Linked DNA regions of Homo sapiens: regions 1 and 3 are each linked to region 2. A link is an interaction called in ENCODE POLR2A ChIA-PET data of the cell type or tissue named here. Cell type or tissue: HepG2. All regions are shown on one strand. Links, peaks and the distances in the headings refer to the core of each region. The heading gives the core; the rest is flanking DNA. Region 1 overlaps LOC105379091 (a long non-coding RNA gene). Region 2 overlaps LOC101929710 (a long non-coding RNA gene). Region 3 overlaps ELL2 (elongation factor for RNA polymerase II 2).

Evidence for each region. Peaks named below come from ENCODE experiments on the same cell type or tissue, not always from the same donor. Only the 100,000 strongest peaks of a DNase experiment are listed, where the experiment ranks them.
Region 1: POLR2A ChIA-PET joins it to region 2 with 5 read pairs; 2 of 35 experiments call an interaction of 5 or more read pairs at or near these places.
Region 3: POLR2A ChIA-PET joins it to region 2 with 5 read pairs; 2 of 35 experiments call an interaction of 5 or more read pairs at or near these places.

What each region holds. Positions count from the first base shown.
Region 1 is chr5:95,876,923-95,882,466 of GRCh38, reverse strand. It overlaps LOC105379091 (a long non-coding RNA gene), which reads right to left. Exons shown (of 3, transcript XR_001742813.2): 3 at 861-5,544. Among named protein-coding and RNA genes, the nearest start is that of LINC01554, 27 kb to the right of the region's middle. In HepG2, for the core only: no CTCF peak of the experiment used is centred there; DNase peaks (open chromatin) are centred at 3,296 and 3,806; H3K4me3 peaks cover 1,090 bases.
Region 2 is chr5:96,196,483-96,202,026 of GRCh38, reverse strand. All of the region lies in intron 1 of LOC101929710 (a long non-coding RNA gene), which reads right to left. It also overlaps a transcript of CAST not described here. Among named protein-coding and RNA genes, the nearest start is that of MIR583, 120 kb to the right of the region's middle. In HepG2, for the core only: no CTCF peak of the experiment used is centred there; a DNase peak (open chromatin) is centred at 2,116; H3K4me3 peaks cover 830 bases.
Region 3 is chr5:95,930,109-95,935,108 of GRCh38, reverse strand. The region is part of intron 2 of ELL2 (elongation factor for RNA polymerase II 2); the gene reads left to right. Among named protein-coding and RNA genes, the nearest start is that of ELL2, 29 kb to the left of the region's middle. In HepG2, for the core only: no CTCF peak of the experiment used is centred there; no DNase peak of the experiment used is centred there.

The sequences.
Region 1 (5,544 bases), core at 314-5,313, 320 kb after region 2:
AGCCCTTCCCAGAAGTGGATGCTAGCACCATGCTTATTGTACAGCCTCCAGAAACATAAGCCAAATCAACCTCTTGTCTTTATAAATTACCCAGCCTCAGGTATTCCTTTATAGCAATGCAAATGGACTAAGACACTGACTTGACTTTGCGAGTCCTTTTGCCACGTGTTTTTATTGACATTTATTTTATGCCTAGCATTTGTGTAATTTTCCAAGTGCTTCCAAGAACTAGCAGAGCCCAATGCTGTTGATGGGCTCTGCTAGTTCTCCAGTTACAGGAATCCCAACCCTTCACATTGTAGATGGTGAAATGAAGACGTCTAAGTGACAGCACGTGGGAAGGCAGGATGGGACCCCAGGAGCTTACACACTCTTCCTAGGTGGTGCCGAGAACAGCCCAGCAGCCACTTCCAAAAAATGATACGAAGACAAGGAGTGGTAAAGTGCCAGGCAAGCTGTGCCAGAGCACAAGCAGCGGGCACAGGGCTTCAGAGCAAGGAGTCTTGCCAGACAGCCTGGCTTAGAGTCCTGTTGTGCCACTCACAAGCCACAGACTGTGGGCATGTTTATAAAGCCCCAGATCCTCTGTTTCCCATCATGAACAGGATAGTACCTGCCTTGGAGGTTGCTGGGCTGACACATACGTAGAGAGGTGTCTGGCACCTCATAAGTTTACTATATGTATTTTTATTGGATACTTTAAAATTATTTCTTTCCATCTTTTATTCAGAGGTGGAAAGTTCTGTAGCAATATATGTAGCAAAGCAACCAGTCAGAGCTGAACAACCCTATTAGGTTAATTTAGATTTTTGCATAAGAGTGATTGATTGAGCTCCCCGGTAAATGGACACAGCCCAGAACATTTTAAAAGCTCTGCTATTGATTTCTCTATCAAAAATCAGATTTCTCTATGAAATACTTTTTTTTTCCTGTGAATCTTTTTTTTTTTTTTTTTTTAAGAGGGAGTCTCGTTCTGTTGCCCAGGCTGGAGTGCAGTGGCACGATCTCAGCTCCCTGCAACCTCCGCCTCCCGGGTTCATGCGATTCTCCTGCCTCAGCCTCCTGAGTAGCTGGGATTACAGGCACACATCACCATACCCGGCTAATTTTTTGTGTTTTTAGTAGAGACGGGGTTTCACTATGTTGGCCACACTGGTCTTGAACTCCTGACCTCGTGATCTGCCCACCTTGGCCTCCCAAAGTGCTGGGATTAGCAGCACTGGCATGAGCCACCACGCCCGGCCCTCTGTGAATCTTTTCAAGTCCCACATTAGCTTCTCTTGGCATCTTGGCTACCAGTAACTTAGACACAGTGCTGATGCATTTGTTCTCAACTTGAGCTGAACTTTGAATATTCTCTCTATTCTCTTTTCCAGTTGTCTTTATAGAGGACAGTTTTTAAAAGAGCGTTTTTGTCTGGAAGCCTAAGTGCTTCTTGCCACCTAGTTACTAGAGGGGGTTGTTCGTTACAGGTAAGATGCTTTGGATAAAAGGCTGCTGTGAAAATCACTCTTTCTTACACCTGTAAGTTTTTCCTTCTCCTCCCAAGGATAGAGTTCATTTAAATCAGCCTTGTCAAAGGAGTGCCAGGAGGGTCTCTAGGGGTCTCGTGGCCACCTGAGCTTCAGAACTCTGCAGCTGAGAACAGCTGTAAGGGGACACTAGGGACCGTCAGCAAAGCCACCTTTTTCTCCACCCTCCTCCTTCCCTCCTCTTTCTCTGCCCCTGTTGACAAATCTTTATTGCTGTGGTAGCCAATTATCATCCACCCCTCCCTTCCTTAACTCACCCTCCCCACCTGCTCCTCCCTTCTCTTCACTCCCTCCTCTTGACTGAGTGAATGACCCTGGCTCCCCTCTTCTGTTAGCATGCACATCTTACCATTTTCCCCTTGTCTTTGGTTAAAAATGACCTGACATATAGATGGTGACAAGGCCAGGTCAGAAATAGGGACCTAAAAGCATGAAAAATTGGGGAGGATAGAAAATGCTTTGTGGTATTGGGGGAAAGAACGGAACATGGAGTTCTCTACCCTGGGCCTGAGTTCCAGTTGTGACATTCACCTACCTTTGACCCAGGGCAATTTGCCTAAACCCCTAGATCTTCTTTCTTTCATCCCTGGTAATGTAGGATAATGCCTGTGAAGTTTAAACACTGTCACATTGACCATGAGGGACAATCATAAAGCAACAGCGATTGTCATGTGTGTCCCTACAAATCCACTTTTTGGGGGCTGTTTGCCTTCAGAGATGAAATTTCTGGCGGTTCCCAGAATTCCTCAGAGACAGCTACTTTTAAATAAGTCCTGTATTCACTTTTAGCAAGGGCCTCATTTCAGTAACTCACAAGTCCAGTCATGTAACAGCCACAGTTCTGAAATACATTTAGAACTGAATATTCTCCCCTCGTCCAGCTTAGGCCTGCTTTAGTCTGGAAGCCAAGTGCTTTTTGCCATCCTCCCCACTCCTCCCACCACCCAGCATTTCCCAGGATGAAAGGGTGGGAAGGTAGGGAGGAGAGACAAGGAGCATGAGAGGGCTGATTGAATGACAGCTTTGAAGTCCTTGGCCTTGGTTTCCTTTGGGCATTGTCAAAGCCCACCCTGGTTGCCTCGGACTCCTCTGACCTCTCCTATGGCTGGCCCTTGCAGTGGCCTTCAGCATCTGCCTCCAATAGCATACTGCCGTCACTTCAGGCAAGAAGCTAGTAAGCTTACTGCCCATTTAAAAATGATCATACCAACATGCCAACTCGAGGTGTCCCATCTGGTCGCTCACCCACACTCCCACCCCAGTCATAGACCAATCAGCACTTTTGGGCTGGTATCCGTGAGTGTAGTGACTTCCAAATGCATCCTTGACTCTGCTAGACCTTTATTTTCAGGCACAAGTCACATACCAGCCCTGTGTGTCCCCCAAGCTTGAGGTGTCACAAATTACTTTTTCTAAGTACTCTTTATGAAGCTGTTCTCTTTAGCCTTGTGGCAAGAGGGAAGCTCACTGCCAACCCTCTATAGAAACCCTGATTTCTAACATGAGCTGACTTTTCTACTTCCACCCCTTACATCAGTGAGGAGCCAGAAGTGAAGGGAGAAAAACTGGCTTTTTTTTTTTACTACTCCTCTCTGTGAGTCCTGCAATATAGGGTTCAGAATCTGAGTTACACTACAGTGTGGAAGTTGTGGATGTAGATGGCACATCTTGTGACTTCAACCAAAGCTGTCAGCAAGTCCTGCATGAAACCCTCTTATATATATTTGTGAGTTCCTCAGTCATAGAAGCCATGCATATTTGTTCTGCAAATATTTACATAGACTTTGTGCTAGGTGGTGGGAATACACCATTGAACAAGAGAAATGCAAATGACACAACTTGATTCCAGTTGTGGTAAATGCTCCAAAATAAAAGGTTGGCTGTGAGAATTAATAATAAGGGGACGTGGCACAGTGAGGCAGTGGGGTCAGGCTTCCCCAAGAGGTGGCTAAAGCTAATATTTGTTGAGGGGAGAGCTCCATAAAGAGCATGGTAGACAGGCCCCAAGGTAAGACGGACTTTAGGCTCACTGAATGTATGTGTATCCAAATCACTTCTCATTAACAAAAGCTATTTAGGGCCTTGCTTTTTTGTTGCTGAACTTGTTCCTTCAATGGCTTGTTTGCCTTTACTACCCATTGCTGGGGAGATGAAGCCCAGACATGATTCCCTCCTCAGGTCTAGGCATGTCAGTTAGTGCCTTATCAGTGGTGTTTTGGTATTTGAGGTTCTTATCTGTGAGCGTCTCTTGTTGCTAATTAGTTCTGAGGAAAGTTTCCAAAACAGAGAGATTGCATTTTAGTGGCCAGTGGACCTCAAACTGGCCCACGGGATTTCACATGGGAAAGTTTGAGCTGGGGAGGAACCATGACTGCCTTCCCCAGCGCCCTCCGTCTTCCTGGAGGCCAGAGGCTGGTGCACAGTGAGTGCAGAGAGCCGAGACTGGCTGGCCCCTCCCTTGTGGAGGTTTCTGGGGTTATAGCCCCATCACTGTGGGGCTCTCAGAGGCCGTTCCTCTGAGAAGAAGAGAAATAACATCTGCACTATTAAAATTGCCCATGAGCTCTGTCTGTTGTCAGCAGCAGGCGAACCATGTGTGTGGTGTGGCTCTAACGAGGTTATTGGTGGGCAAGCAGGAAACTGAAACAAGGGGGCTGGGAGAAAGATGCCCGAGGGTCAGAGAAACTGAAAAGAAGCCCTTTTGGGAATGAAAAATGAGCAAAAGTAAGGAAGCGCAGTAAGTATTTTCTTACCAGACCACTTGACAATCAATGCTTTATGCCTTTTTTTTTTTTTTTTTTTTTTTCCCGAGACGGAGTCTCGCTCTGTCTCTCCCAGGCTGGAGTGTAATGGCGCGATCTCCGCTCACTGCAAGCTCCGCCTTCCGGGTTCACGCCGTTCTCCTGCCTCAGCCTCCCGAGTAGCTGGGACTACAGGCGCCCGCAACCACGCTCGGCTAATTTTTTGTATTTTTAGTAGAGACGGGGTTTCACCGTGTTAGCCAGGATGGTCTCGATTTCCTGACCTTGTGATCCGCCCACCTCGGCCTCCCACAGTGCTGGGATTACAGGCGTGAGCCACCGCGCCCGGCCTCTTTATGCCTTTTACAGATGTTTCCAGGCTTTCTCAATGGGCCCTTCTTTTAAACTATTTTTAGCATGAGGTGGGATAAACCACCAAGAAGAAACAGGCCAGGAAAGGTCCATCGGTATCAGCGCTAGCCAAGAATGCAGGTCGTGGCCGGGCGTGGAAGCTTAGGCCTGTAATCCCAGCAGTTTGGGAGGCCAAGGCGGGCGGATTGCCTGAGGTCAGGAGTTCGAGACCAGCCTGGCCAAGCTGGTGAAACCCTCTCTCTACTAAAAATACAAAAATGAGCCGGGCATGGTAGCGGGCGCTTGTGATCTTAGCTACTCAGGAGGCTAGGGCAGGAGAATCACTTCATCTCGGGAGGCGGAGGATGCAGTGAGCCAAGATCACGCCATTGCACTCCAGCCTGGGTGACAGAGTGAGACGGTGTCTCAAAAAAAAAAACAAAAAACAACACAGGTCTTATCTCCCCCACTGTACCCACCTCCTGTCAGCCTGCCTTAAGAGCTCATCCTCTCAGGCTTGGTGCTGAGCCCCAAAATTGGCCTGGTAACTGGAGGGACCCAGTAAGGTCTCCTCACAGCCCAGTCATGTTCTGCCTCCTTGAAAGTTTTTCTCCCAAGAGTACTGATGTAAACCCCTTTTTACAGGAGGTAACATTTCCATTGCCCTGCTCTGCTCTGGGCCAGGCATTCCTCACTGCCTCGGCTTCTTCAACCAGGTAAACACCTCAATCTGCTATGAAAATGCCTCCCTTCCTGCTAACATTACCCTTGAGTTGAGGCCATTCCACAGATAACTTGACAGCCCTCAGGGCCCCCACCCACTATTGTAACCACCCCTCCTCCTGTATTCTGCCTGGAGGTGGGATGCAATGCATCATGGCCAGACTCAGTTTCCACCTATTGGTGCAACGTATGGTAAT
Region 2 (5,544 bases), core at 215-5,214:
TCAGAACAATTTTAGGACCTCTCTTTTGGAACTGTCTTTAAGCTATTTCATCTTATTTTATTTTATTTTATTTTTATTTCATCTTATTTTAAACAAATATCTCAAAAGATAGCCAAACTTTGCCCCTTAAAGTTGGATTTGTCTAATCAATAATTAAAAACAACCTACCGTAGGAGATGGGGCCCTGGGGGCATCAAGGAGAAAGAAGTAGACAGGACAGTAGATTGGGGGATGCACTGTGACACTTTATATTAGGGGTAATATTCAACACATTCAACAATAGCTAAGGCTGAACACCGAGCAGTCAGAACTGGTGGTATTGGAGCAGGGACCTGGAGGACCTTAACCCAGATCCATGTATTAACTCTACAGTAGCTGGATTACGAGGTGTTTGAAATGTTCTAGGTGGTCCCATAGGGAAAAATGTAGGAGTGGGGATGAGTGGACACATTGGGGTTTCTGAGCTGTGGCATTTACCAACCAATAAAGGAGAATATGGGTTTTTAATATCCACTGAATATTGGTCCTTTCAAAAAGTAAAGTGGTCATTGCTGTTTCTGTGTGGCTCGTGCATTGATTCTGAAGGCATTGCCCAAGAGTTGTTTGAAAGTGTCGAGCAACAGCAGCAATATTGGAATTAATGTGCAGGATCCCAGGATAACTATTTTGGAGAGTACTATTTAGCTAAATATTTATTCTCTAAACTCATTAGAAACAGGCTCTATTCCTTTTTCGTTTTCCTGCACTAGCACCAAACACAACACTTAGCACATAGTTGCTAAATAAATAGTTGTTGAGTGAATGGCATATTTGTTAAAGAAAAATAACTTCAAAGTGAAATCTCATAAAGCTTTTAAAATTATTTTTATTTTTTATTATAGTAGGAAAATAATTCATTTTATTGCAGATAATTCTAAACATCTCTTTGAATAGACTAATTCACCAACATTTATTCCTGACTCAAAAATACTTTGGATATCTGCCTACTTTTCTCTGGAAAGCAGTCCTTTTCAATGCTCTTTTATTATTACATGACTTGAAAAGCCACACGTAGATGTGAATCTGTGTTTAACTCCTTTAAATTCCTATTATTTCTAGCCAAAAAGAACCTTCCTTTATAGTTTTATAGTAGATCAGACTTAAGCTGGGGATAACATACTGTGGCTGCTGGCCAACATTTATTAGGCTAAGGGTGTCTAGTGCTGTGCTAAGCATTTAATATGTCATTTACTTCTCCTAACAACCCCTTTACAGTAAGGAAACTAAGCCACAGAGGAACTAAGCAATTTCCCCATATTATACAGCTAGTAAGTGAGGAAGACATGTTTTGAATGCAGGCAATTAGATTCCAGAGTTGAGCATCCTTGATCAACACAGTATAAGAAGAAGCAGGAGCTTATTTGTGTTCAATTAACAGGTAAGAATTAAAGGATATCCTGTATCTAAAAAGTACCTTAGAGCTCCCATTACACTCATTATCTGTTTATTGAACACATATGATGTTCCAGGTACTGTTCTAGGTTCTGGGAAGGCAAGTAAGGGACACAGTCTCTTTCCGGTTGGCAGATATAGCATCTAGAAACTTACTCTAGTGTTCTAGGGCAACTTTTTCCACTACTCCAAATGGGGGAAAACTGACTAGCCCTTTTTCGGTTTGAATTCTGGATTCTGAGCAATCATCATCTTAAATGAATTTCAAAATAGACATATCTATAGAGAGGAGGACATCTACTGCTTTCTTCCTTCTGGATTCCCCTGGGGCAATATTTGATCTCCTTTGACATCCTATCCTTATAAGGATAATAATAGAGAAAGGAGAAGGTGGAAGATGGGAGTGAAGCACATGGGTGATTTGGGGTACAGGTATCATGCAAACTTCCCATTCACACGGGCAGCTTTGTCCTGTTACTGCAGGGTTACCTCTGAGAAAGCTGGTGTTCAGCGCCGATGCCCCCAGACTAGCTGTTTTATCTACAAATATGTTTTAGAAGGCATTTCCAGTTATAGAGTGGCCTTATTTATTATCATATTCAAGAACAATAGTAACAGTAACTGAACTTTGTACCTTTCTAGACTAAGTTGTACTTTAAAGGGAGGTTAATAAGTAACCAAAGAGAAGGCTACCGGAGAACTAAAGCTGGAATAGTAAACTGTACTAAATGCTCAAACAAGCTGAGAGAGAAAAATATTTTCACCATAAAATTATTGACATATGTTGAAAGGTTGGTCTGCTGTAGGTGGAGTTAGTGACCCCATCCCATCCCTGCTCTGCTAAGATTTCAAGGTAAAATAAGAGTTTTCTAACAACAACAAAATACAGTTATTTCCTCTTTTCTCTGAAAACCAAAACTCTGAATATTCAAAGTCATCCTAATGTTCTCAATTACTTATTTTTAAATTTATTTTCTTATTGTGTAATATGTGGCCTTAAATTTTTTTTTCTGGAACAAAATTCATTATGTATTTTAAATAGAAGCAAACAGACCAAAAAAATAGGTACATCAAGAATTGGGAGAGTCCTCTGTAAAGATTTGGTCTATGTAAACCTACAACTTCCTTTGGGAGAAATCATATTTAAGCTGTGTTCGGTCACTTTCACTTTAGTGTGAAGGAATATTTGAATCTTTCTGAAGAACAGATTTTTACTAGAAGACAGAAAGTAATATTTCTCATCCTTTTTTGAGAAGTAAATGTTTCCAGTCCTTTCCTTTGTTCTTTTTTCTTGTTCTTGGCCCAAGAACAGGACTGCTTTAACTTAAACAATGAACACCAAAGCCTTTCTTTCTCAAAAATAAAATGATGAGATATATCCATCTTCTATCTTGTGAGAGAGAAATCATACTTAAATCTCAAATTTAAAGAGAATCTCTCCTACACACTTTTATTATACTCAAGGGAAAATAATCAAGTTGACCAGCCTATAGTCACATAACCCATGAGAATAATGTCAAAGGGTTTTTATCAAAGAGATTATAGAAAACCAGTCCCTTTGGCTCATGGAGTATGTCTGGTTTTTCTTTAAACCTTCACCTCTTCTGTGTTTAAGTCATAAGACCAGTAAGACATGATGCTCAGAGCTTACTATTTTAAGTCTAGGAATGATATGGAACATGAAAAATGGACATGACAGCACACAATTGTGCTTTGGGGAAACCATGATGTAATATCCTGAAAAACAAATTCAAGTCATAAAAATGTAGTTTACTGACCCCTGGAGAGAACTGTATCCACAGGTCCGGGAATGATGTCTTGTCAAACACCCTCACTCCACGTCTGAGCCCTTTTGCTCCATGTGGTTTTTCCCTCAGGGATCATTATTGGGCTTCATAATGATTAGTTTGTGTATGAAAAAGGAAAGTTCAAGACTATAATTTCATACATACTTAGAAAAAAATCATATAAAGAAAATTCAGTAGTGAGACAAGTAATCTCCTGGAGCCTGCTGTGACCAAGAGGATACCTATGAGAAGGACAGGCTGATAAATGAATGTGCCCAGCACACAAGGAGGAGGAGAGCCATGTGGAGGAAAGCCTTGTGTCCCCACAGCTTGGGGAGCGCTGCTTTCCTGGTCCCCACTTCAGAAACAATGTAAGTATCCACAGAGAAGCAGAGAGCAGCTATTAAAGCAAATAAGTATGAGACAGCCTAAGTCAGAAATTCACTGACAAAGGGAGGGGCAAAGGGAAAGGGCATATTTCTTTTAATTTTTGCAACTATTCACTTATAGAGATACTTATCAAAAACAGCCTAAGTGAGAGGTACACTAAATGAAGTCCAGAGGTAAAACCAGATTGAGCATGGAGGGGATAGAGACAGGAGGAGGGCCTGGGAGGCAGGATGTGTGACCAGTCTCTCATCAGCCCATCTCTGCAAAGGCCGCCTTCTCTACAGATTGCCAAGTCATCTCACCTGGAGAGGCAGCATCGCCTAGAGAAGGGAAAAACCTGTCTAATTTCTAGGTTGGGCCAGCGTGGTGATTCACACCTATAATCACAACACATTGGGAGGCCAAGGCAGGCTGATAGCTCAAGCTCAGGAGTTTTGACACTATATTGCCTGGGCAATATAGTGAGACCCCATCTCTACAAAAAATACAAAAATTAGCCAAGTGTGGTGGTGCACACCTGTGGTCCCAGCTACTTGAGAGGCTGAGATGGGAGGATCACTTGAGCCCAGAAGGTTAAGGCTGCAGTGAGCCATGATCCTGCCATTGTACTCCAGCCTGGGTGACAAAGCAAGACTGTCACACACACACAAAAAAATGTCTAGGTTGGCCCCTCACCTGGAGCCAATTACTTAATGTCCCTGTGCCTCAGTTTTCTCATTTGTGAAGGGGGTAGCAATAGGACATGCCTCAGTTTGAAGATACCTACAACAATGCTTGGCACATAGCAATGGCTCACTAAATGTTAGGTTTTATTATATTCTTGTCAACAGTCATGTCAACATACGACTTCCCTTTTAAAAAAAGAAGTGTTGAAAATCTGTCCAGCCCCTTCCAGCTGTACTTAAGGTTTAATGAAAAGGAGAATGACTTCCCCACTTTCCCTTCCTTGGGTAAAATAACTTGAGGAGTTTTCTACAGTTTTTAAAATTTGTATTCATCTCTGTATTCCTCTACAACAAAAATAAACCCCTCAGAAAAGCAGCATGAAAACTGACATCTGCGTGTTTTTCAGAGTAGACAGCTGAGTAGGGGAGAAGTTGGGAGACTGTGTTCCACTTGGGACAGAAAATTAAGCAGGAGAAACTGGGAAAGAGAAGGCTGTGGGAAAAAATAAGGGAATGGCAGAAACAAGCAAGGGTTGCTCTCTGGATTTGAACTGGGACAGATGCCTTTAGCCTGATAAAAAGTAAGTTGCCCTGACCTATCACCTAACCCGGTGGTTCTGAGCTCAAGGAGGCAGTGGCCTAACAGCAGGGAGAAATGAAACTAATGAAAGTGCTGAACATGTGAACATAAAGGCCAAAAAATACAAGTTCAAGAATCATTTTGTAAGAGTCATAGTTGTGGCCTTCTTAATTGAGAATGTCTGTTAAAAGAGGCATATTCATGATTTTCATATCATTCCTTCAGTCAAAAGCATTACTCTAATAAGCAGTCATCATCCCTAGACTGAACTAATGTAACAGTCTGCTAGCTGCTCTTCCTCACTCCACTCTTAGCTGACCATGCTCGATTCTCTAAACAGAGCCTGAGTTATTTTTATAAGATAAAAAGGTATTTCACTCCCTGATTAGATATATCACATTTAGAAGAAATTCAAATTTCTACCGTGACCTGCAGGACCCTGCGTTATCTGGCCCTTGCCTTCTTTTTGACCTCATCTTGTATCCCCACTTTTTTATTGTAACGGTGCTTCACTGTTCTTTCATTCCCCAGCTGGTTCCTGCCTCAGGGCCTTTGCACTGGCTATTTCTTCCTCACAGCTGCTCACAGTGCTCAAGTCCTGGCTCAAGTATTACTACCTTTTTCAAACTACCCCATCTATAAAAGGCTCCCCCAATAATCTATCACTAACTAAAATTCTTATGTATTTATC
Region 3 (5,000 bases), core at 1-5,000, 270 kb after region 2:
TGGTTACCCATGAAGGGAAAGGCAGGCAGAGGGAAAAGGAGAGGAGTATGGATGGATGTGTTATTGCTCACATTCTAGTTCTTGAGTTTACAGGTTCTTATTATGACATTGAACTTCATAACTATCAAGCTATACTTATTTTGCAGAAACAAATATGTTAAAGTTGTTCTCATTATCATTAAAGATAATTTGTCATCTTTATGGGTTAAATAAGAAAAACCAGAACATGTTTCAATAGATGCCAAAAAGGCATTTTAAATCTGTATTTCCTAATTGTTCGAGAAACATAAAAGAAATTTTTGGAGATGCCAAGTTCAAATATGACAAGACTCTAAGGAGAAAAACTGGATATTAAAGGTTTAAAAAAACAAGTTGACAAGGAGAACAGAGAAGGCAGGTCTTGTTATCTAGAGCTAGACACCAGCTAATATCTTGGTAGTCAACTACTTGATAGAGTTGCTTTGTCATCTATCAGTGGAGAAAGAAAGTTTTCTCTCTGTCTGTGATCTCTCTCTCTCCAGTGGAAAGAAGGTGCAGGCAGAGTTGCTGGTGTTATCAAGGGTGTGGGAGTGGAGGTTACTTTCCTTTCTGAGTTAACACTTGATGTTTTGGAGCAGTGGCATTGTAAAGTGTCCTAGGAAAAAGTCCAGTCTAGAAAGGACAGATTAGGGGAATGAAAAGCAGCAGTTGGTTGAATTTTAAAAGATGAGGTTCTTAGGGGGCTTAGGGTAATAAAACTCAGAATGCAATAGCCAAGTGATTAAAGAACTAAATTGGGCCCACATCAGTAGAGGGTTGGTACCTAAGCAGCCATAGGAAAAGGGCAGTTCTTTATAATACATGAAAAGCCTAGGGTTTAATAACCACTTAGTAAGGTATGTTATGGATATCTTATTTTAGAGTAAGAATATAAGGCATAGCCATATTTATGAAGGTAGTAATACTCTACTAATCAATACTTAGAAGTTTTTGTTATGACTAATCTGAATGCTTTTTAGTTTTTCCTTAATCTAGTTATGTTGGTAATTTATAAGTCAGTTTTCAGATTAGGAAAGAAGGTATTTGAGGGTGTTCCATTTCCACTGAATAGTAAGATGATGCTTACTTAGATTTCCACAGCTGTTTGAAAGCTCTGTATTTGGCTATAACGGAAAACTTTGTTAGGGATGCTTGATGTTTTGTGTTTTGTTTCTAAAGGAAGACAGTGTTTTGTTCCTTCTTTAGAAAACTTGAAGAATAGAATAATGAGTCCAGGATTAATTTGGGATAAAGTCTTTTACTTCATAAATTCTGATTCTGTAAAAAAAAAAAAATCTCTAACCTCTTTCAAGAATATTTAAGGTAATTGGTCAAAGGGCAAGTATCAGTGATAACCTAAAATCTAGTTATTATTTTTATGCAGCCTTTATTGTTTTTCTGATTGAAAAACAAAGTGAATAAACATTTGTAAAGTGTATAAAATACACATAAGAATAAAGATGAGTAATAAAAGGGTCCCTAATAGTGAAAAACAGTTTTATTCAATTTCTTTCTAGTCTTTTCTTCTTGCTCACACTTACATTTTTAAAATTGCAGGCTTAATGTGTTTATTGCTTTTTTATATTCTTTTTTCATTTAGCATGTATCATGAGCATTTTCCTATGTTATTAAATAATAAAAGTTGCTTTTAAATAGCTACCTAACATTTCATTTTATGGATGCACTATCATTTAGCCATTCTCCTATTACATGTATGGTTTCTGTATAACAATAATGGTATGATTAAAATCCGTGTGCATAAATTATTATTGCTATCTTTATTTCCTCAGGATAGATTCCTAGATATGGCATTTATTAGGTCAGAATACTTTTAAAGTTTTCAATAACTGTCACCAAATCATTTATCCCATCTGAATCCCCCACCCCCAGAAAGCTGCTGCTGCCTTATATTCCCACAGCTGTTCGAAAGTGCCAGTCACAAGGGGTTTTCCCCAGCCAATATTGGATACATGTTTTTTGAATTTCAAAATTAATCATTTGATAATGTCTAAAAACTGTTTGACAGCGTGATTTGTTTGATTATAATCTGACATGAGTAAAATACTGCAATGTTTTAAGATAGCGTAAAGTAACATCCAGTGCCTTGTTGTCTCCATCTGGTATTGCTAGGAGTGGTTTTGAGTTTTTCATTCCTTTATACTATTCATGCTTTCTCCCAATATGGTGGGGAGAGTTTTTATTTTAGTAGTTCATGGACTCCCTTTGACAAAATTACTCTATTTCTCTAACTTTTAAAAATAATTATTCTATTTATATAACTTTTTACATACTGTATTTTGCTATTTTGACATTTTTCTTTACCATTGTTTGTGGTCATAATCATTTAGTGCTTTTGAATTTCTACCTTCATCTTTAGATGCCTGTCTTCTTTAAAAGAACATTGCAAACGTCTCACAAAGCCTAGCGGTATGGATCTCTTTTTTTCATGGAGCAATGCTGTGAGTTATTGGCCAGGGGATAAAATGTTTTACTACTTTATATAGTTTCATTATTTTAGAGGGACTCTGTGGTATGTGGTTCTACCTCCTAGCAGAATTAAATAACTATCTAAAAGATAAGCAAAAGTTTTGTAATATCAGTTATTCAAATATAGTAATTACCTTAATTACCCATATGTAAACCTTTGCCCTTTTTTGCCAAAGTGTCTCTTTCTCTATGTGAAGGCATAGATTTGATGGCTTTGCCAATGGCCTAACCATCCTTAGAAATCTTTTTAGTCCTATATTTCTTGCAATTATAAATCAGTCTGTCTAAGAAACTTGACAGGCCCTCTTATTTACATCAGACATGCCAACCTCTTAGAAATCAGAACTGTAGTCTCTAATTTAGCTCTTGATGTGTTGTGCATATCAATAGCTTTATACATGTGAAATTAGAAATAGTTTTATTTTCTTTATAGGCTTGAAGAAAATTAACAAACAAATTTGACTTATGAAAACTGAATAGAAATAAATTTTATGGAGTAAACCAGACTCTGCCTCAGGAATGCATTTTCAGAGTAGATGTTCGGAAACAGATTTATAAAAATTAAAATACTATATGTTTGGTTCATTTTTAGGGCTACCTATAGCTTGATACAAAAAAAAAAAAACACCCCCACAGACTTTAAAATACTGTTTGTATTTATGAAGATTGAATGCTTTAGAGTCATAAAGTTGTGATTCCCATGAGAACCCTTAATTCTATTTTCTTTGTTTCTTTGTTGTGCTGTAGCTAGTATCTGGGACTCTGGGAATCTGAAAGCAGTATTTTTTTTTTTTTTTTTTTTTTTTTATGGATAGGGCACTTGGGAAGCAGTGTTTGCTACCCTTCTAGAGGAGCAGCAGGCATCTGTAATTTTTCAGCCTTCCATGGACACCTGTTTTAGCTGATTCATTCTCATACCTTATCTTTCTGTATTTTGAGTTTGAGACAGTTGGAAATATTGCTAGTTGTTTTCATTATTTGTTTATTTTTCCAGATACCTTATTTGGTTTCCATTTACACTAACACTTAAGCTTTGACCCAGAAGACTTGTAGCCCCTTATTTTTCTCTAAATTATGAAGATTCAGAATGAGTATAGTTAACTTTTGATTATCCGAAGAGCTTGTTACCAGAAATTACTTCAAAAATAAAACATCTCATTATAGTAAGGAAGGCATGTGTGTGTTAGAATCAAACAGGTCAGAATTGGAGTGGGAGCTCCCCAATATTGTCTTTGTATTATCAAAGCAAACATTTTTTGGCACTTACTGTGTACCGGGCCTTGTGCCAAACACCTTAGATGGGTTATCTCTGAACTTCACATCAGTCATATGAGGTGGGTAATATCATTATCTACATTTTACAAGTATGGAAACTGGGGATTACTGAGGTTATTTGCCCAAGGTAACACAGATGGTAGATTCTGGAGCCAGAGTTGGAAACTGGGTAGTTTGCTCCAGACCCAATGATCTAGCATCCTAGATGTGGTCCATTAGGGCTCTCTCTTTTCATCCGTTTGTAAAAGAGAAGTTTTCACTTTCTTCTCAAACCATTGAGAAACAACTTGGAACTGGAAGTGCAAAGGGAGAATTCTAAAGAAAGCGTTTTAAAAAGGAGAAAGAACAAGAAAGCAGGACACCATTTCCTACCTTTGGTATTCTCCAAATAGTTGGCACCAATTCTCATAAAAAAAAAATGGCACAAAATGGTGCATATTTTTACACACACACTTTTGTAATGTTCATTTAAGATTTGACTACAATTTAATTAATTAAAATGATATACCCCAAATATTGTATGTCTTATTGCTGTTTCTCCTTGTTTAGCATAGACTGTGGTCTTGTGCCTTTGGTCCCCAGGGAGGACTTACCACAGTGGCTGCCTCAGCAATTCCAGTCTCTCATCATTCCTTCCTTAACTAGAGCATTTCTGAGTCTGTTTGTAATACATAAAATAAGTTCCCCGTAAGACTTACTTTGAAAAAAGCATTCGGTAACTTTACCCAAGAAAAGGCTCAAAAACAATTGATATTGAAAGCAGAGAATTAAGAGTTAAATATACTTCTAAATCTATATGGAAATATTCTGCAGACTTAACTATTGTTTGTCTTATTGGACTTACAAGTTTTCTTGGTGACATTGATTAGGTTGGGGTGAAACCATGTATTTTACAAAATCTGGGGCTTGGGCTTTTTGAGACTTCTGTTAACCTTGAGGACTTGCAGGTGTCAAATACCAGTCTCTCCCTAGATTTACACAACTGCTGCTGACTGCAGTCATGAATTCTAAGCCCACTTACATTTGCCAGCAGTTCTTCCTGGCATAATGCAAAAGAACGTTGCTCAAGGCTCCAGGGTACAAGGAGAGGAGATTGGCAATGAATTGGAAGTTGCGATTCATATTTAAGATTTTTTTTCCTTGTAGAATTCAGGTTTGGGCTTTGTTTCTGAGAAACCATTTTTTAAAACAAAATTCTGCTTCCTATTTGACAAGAAGAA